Regions from separate parts of the Homo sapiens genome. Here region 2 is linked to region 1. A link is a loop called in an ENCODE intact Hi-C map of the cell type or tissue named here. Cell type or tissue: Calu3. All regions are shown on one strand. Region 1 overlaps ADGRB3 (adhesion G protein-coupled receptor B3). Region 2 overlaps ADGRB3 (adhesion G protein-coupled receptor B3).

Region 1 (2,500 bases):
CTATAAAGCATACGATTAAAGCCTCTGGCAAACTGCTGGATTCATTGAATTCTCCTGGTGAACAAATGGATCTGACCAGTGATGGTAATTGAAATAAGTTGGTTGAGGAGCAAAAGCTTTTACTTACTTAGATACTTTTCAAAAGGTGATTTACTTTCTTATGGAAGGGAGGAGGGTACACGAATGCATTTTCTTACATTTTTAGTACTAATACGGACAGAAAAAATAAGGCCTAATGAAAATAGAGGTGCAGAAATATAACTTCAACCTAGACCTGTCATACACCACCGTTTAATTAAACAGCTTGTACTCCTTTACAAGCATATGCCTGGAAATGCATGGTTGGAATGGACAGGCATGCCTTAGCCAAATACTAGTAATAAATGTAACATAAAAATATAACATAAAAATAACATAAAATAACATAACAAATTTATTTTCTTCAAAGTTTCTTTTCTTTTTTCTTTTCTTTTCTTTTTTTTTTTTTTTTTTTAACGCAGTCTCACAGAAAAAGCCTGTTGCCCAGGCTGGAGTGCAGTGGCACGATCTCAGCTCATTGCAGCCTCTGCCTCCCGGGTTTAAGCAATTCTTCTATTCTTCTGTCTTAGACTCCCATGCCTCAGCCTCCCGAGTAGCTCAGATTACAGGCACGAGCCACCATGTCCTGGCTAATTTTTGGATTTTTACTAGAGATAAGCTTTCACCATGTTGGCGAGGCTGGTCTCAAACTCCTGACCTCAGGTGACCCACCCGCCTTGGCCTCCCAAAATGCTGGGATTACAGGTATGAGCCACCGCATGTTATTCTAATATTTGTTTTCCCCCATTCAACAAGGTAACTGGATCTCCCTGGTGCTAGGCTGTGTTCACATCTGGGTTCTGACACTTTCTAGCTTTGTAGCCTTGGGCATGCTACTCCATCTGCCCTGCCCTCAATTTCCTCATTCATAAAAGAGAGATAAAACTAGTAACTGCATTATATGATTTTTGGGATATTAAATGTTTTTTCTTTTATAAAAGCCTGAAGCAATAGTATTGAGAAGCAATACTAGCCCTGGCAGAAACGGGGCTGGGAGTTTGGGGAGAGGTAAGAGAAAGAGATAAATTATGAGCTTGGACTAGACAGCTGGCAAGACTTTTCAAAAGGAAGGAGGCAGAGGGCGATGTAGGCCTGAGGAACTCACACTGACAGTAGGAGAGGGCAGGAAATAGGGAAATAGCTGCATGGTACACGAATGTGTCTGAATCAAGTTCTGAGAAAAATTTCCATGCCCAGGAGGAGGGCAAAATAGCAGCAGAAGCACTGCTACTCATCCATGGCAGCCAAAGTGAAGTCAGTACCAGTGGAAGTCCTCAAGTGTCTTCATTAGATCCCTGGAAATTTTAGAGGCTGAAATGGGCAGGAGGGAAAGGTGGGAGAAAGGGAAGGGTGGTACAATAATGGTAGATGGAATTTCCAGGGAACTCACTAGGATAAGCGTCCAGAATCAGATGAAATTTGATTTTAAGAAAAATGAATGATGAAACATTTCTTGCAATTGAGAGTTTGTGGAGCACAAGTTGTATCTACCAAACATCCATTCTATATTGCCTACTACCATTAGTATTGAGTAACCTTCCACTTCACTTACTTGAGGATCAATTATTAAGTCATTTGCTATAAACTACAATGTTAAAACACTTTTCAAATATTATCAAAAGCATAAAACTTGTATGTTGATTATGATATCCGGTGTCTCCCAATCACAAGAAAAATATCTTTTGGATGAAAATGAACAGATGATAATGAAACAGTAAAACATAATACACATATGTTTTTGAAACTTCCTTGGAGCAGACTACAAATTAATTGTTTAAATATAAATTTTTAAATAAACTTCCAGAAATGTATTACCATGAAATATGATAATAAATATTGAATTATTGAGCAAATAGGAAAATTTTTACTGAAACACATATTGTGTTTTCAGTGTTACTCTTTGTTTTCTTACCACAAAAGTAGTTGGTTAGAAGTGACAGCTTCCCATACTATATTATAGAAAAGAGCAACATATTCTTTACATGATTTCATTTGCCTATACATTTTTATTAAAATGTTGAAAAAATCTAATAAAACAAAAATTCTAAACTAAAATTTCACAAGCAGAAGTTAAGCTCTATCCTGAACCATTGCGGCATTATTCACAATAGCAAAGACTTGGAACCAACCCAAATGTCCAACAATAATAGACTGGATTAAGAAAATGTGGCACATATACACCATGGAATACTATGCAGCCATAGAAAACGATGAGTTCATGTCCTTTGTAGGGACATGGATGAAATTGGAAACCATCATTCTCAGTAAACTATCGCAAGAACAAAAAACCAAACACCGCATATTCTCACTCATAGGTGGGAATTGAACAATGAGATCACATGGACACAGGAAGGGGAACATCACACTCTGGGGACTGTTGTGGGGTCGGGGGAGGGGGGAGGGATAGCATTGGGAGATACAC
Region 2 (2,500 bases), 230 kb after region 1:
AGGATCAGCTATATATAAACATGGTTTTAAATAAGTTATTTGAAATTTTATGTCTTTCTTATAATAATGAAGTAAACACAAAATAAAATCCTCTGAACTGAAATCAGGATAAAAATATTGGAACATTTTTCAATAAAAAGAAAAAGAAGTATTTTAAAAAGTTATCCTAAAAGATTTATTTAACTATATTAAAATCCAAATAGAGAAAAATAAAAGAAAGTAATTTTAAGTTTAATATAATGAAAAAGTTAATCATACAGCAACAGGAATTATAGTTGTAGAAAAGCTGACATGAGTCTCTGTAAAAGTTAAGCACTCATATTCCATTAAACATAATAGATTCTAGCCTTGATTATATATCTTAATGAAGTTATTCATATATGGCCTGATCTTGATTAGGTACTTGGCTAGTGAAGCAAAATTGGTTGACCTCATTTTTTAAAAAAAGAAAACAAGATAGGAGTGATAGATCAGACTAATCGGTCAGTTATTCAGCAAAATGTATCTTTTGTGATGATTATTCTAGTTAGCAACTAAGATGGACTATTAAAAAAAGTCCTTGATATAAATTGGTTTTATATTGTACTTGCCCTTTCATCTCTCACTATACATAAATGTAAAGTATTTTTAAACCAATAAATTGCAAGAAGAAAGATAATGTCTTTGTTTTCAATACTTTAGAAAAGATTTTCAGATATGTCTAATTAGCCCAGATCCATTAAAATTGGAGATGTGCTGAGAACAAAGGTCCTTTAGGAATATCCATTTGGAAGAACCCCTGCCTTCAATGAAAGTATAACTGTGAACAAATGGCCATGCAAATGATGGACTTTTTATAAACCTAAAGTAGCCTTATGTGAATATGAAAATACTTCTTAATGTTACAAATTATGAGATAGTGCAGTGCTTGATAAGCGATTGTTCTGAGTCTAAATAAAAAAAAAATCCTAAATTCTTTATTTTGAACATATACACTATTCATCTTGTTTTTCTAAATGGTGGCAAGTATCTATAACTGTTCTCAAATGCTGCCACCTAAAGGTTAAAGTTGGGTATAGACTAATAATGTCTAGAAACAAAAAAAAAGTACGTAGATTATTTATAAAGAATCCAATCATATAATTTTACCCATTAATTTACACATAAATTTATCTTGCTGAATATTTTCTGAAGGGAACTATAAAGGCTACCCATTAAGTAATTAATGAATATTTTATCAAGGACTTAAAAGAAAAAAGTCAAGAGATATGTGGATCAAAATAATACTAATACTAGTAATAAAACTTAAAAAGATGATTTATAAGATGTGTTTCAAAATAAAATGTTTGAAGTATTTATTTGCTGATTAAACATTTAAAATTAACATATAGCCACTTGAGCCCTAGTTTTTTCAATGCATTATGGGTGTGTACAAAATATTTATAATTTTGAAAAAAATCAGTAAGAGCCATACCTGTAAACTAGTTAAAACCATCAATAAAAAGAAAACATGGCCATATGCTAAAAATACATAACAGTTTGTAAATATTTTGCAGAAGATAAATACCCAGTTCTAATCAAGTTGACTAGGATGTAACCAGAGAAAGACAATACATAAATGTAACTGTTTACTTAATGAATTGAAATGTTGCTTTTGGTACATCCATAAAAAGAAAGTATTTAGCACTGTTTATTCATCATTGACCATAAAGACTAACAATATATGGAAAACAAAATATTTTGGTCAAAAAAGCCATTCTAGGAATAGACTAGAGCTGATTTCCTATAAGAAAAGTAAACTATCCATCCATTCACACAATCTAGCAATCCTTTTTGCTGCGACTATATATTTAGCAAAATCTTCTAGTAATAATTTCAAGTCCCAGGCACTTTCTATGAAAGCGTGGACTAGTGTCACCTTTCAGAAATCAACAAAATACTGCTTTCACTTCTGTGCTTTGGTCTTATGAGTTTAGTTTAAATGAGTCTATTAATCACAGCCTGATCATCTCTTTGTTGACTAATACGCTTCAGTTTCAATACTTAGAAAGAAGGCTCCATCTATCCCACCAAGACACAGCTCCCGTAGGGAGTCCTTCACAAGGCAGCAGTTCACATTTCTGTCTGACATCTTTTTACCTGTAAGTCATCTTGTATATGTGTATAGTAATAACTAGACAGGACGTTCCTTAAGAGCTGAGACTGTGTCTGTCTGATTGGTATCCTTAATACATATTTATTGATTGAATAAGTATTTAAATTATTTATATTTAAAATTAAGAGTAGCCGAATTATATATGAATATAAATGTTTTATAATAAAAATTAATATTTATATTCCAAGTAACTCCCACTAAGATTCATTCTAGTTTATGCTTTAGCATTAAATTGAAAACACTAACAATTAATCTTAAACATACAGTATATGGATGACAACAGCACTTATAATCATATGGGGGAAATATGGTATACATTAATAGGCTTTCTCCTTCTCATTCTATGTAAGTTTTTTAAAAAATTAA

The links. A loop is a pair of places that touch in the nucleus more often than their neighbours do. Peaks named below come from ENCODE experiments on the same cell type or tissue, not always from the same donor. Only the 100,000 strongest peaks of a DNase experiment are listed, where the experiment ranks them.
Region 2: it touches region 1 in a loop (15-fold over the local background); 2 of 110 quality-filtered maps call a loop at or near these places.

The regions. Positions count from the first base shown.
Region 1 is chr6:69,104,158-69,106,657 of GRCh38, reverse strand. All of the region lies in intron 17 of ADGRB3 (adhesion G protein-coupled receptor B3), which reads right to left. Among named protein-coding and RNA genes, the nearest start is that of ADGRB3, 470 kb to the right of the region's middle. In Calu3, no CTCF peak of the experiment used is centred here; a DNase peak (open chromatin) is centred at 1,167.
Region 2 is chr6:68,875,827-68,878,326 of GRCh38, reverse strand. All of the region lies in intron 3 of ADGRB3 (adhesion G protein-coupled receptor B3), which reads right to left. Among named protein-coding and RNA genes, the nearest start is that of ADGRB3, 240 kb to the right of the region's middle. In Calu3, a CTCF peak has its summit at 1,027 (motif pointing left); no DNase peak of the experiment used is centred here.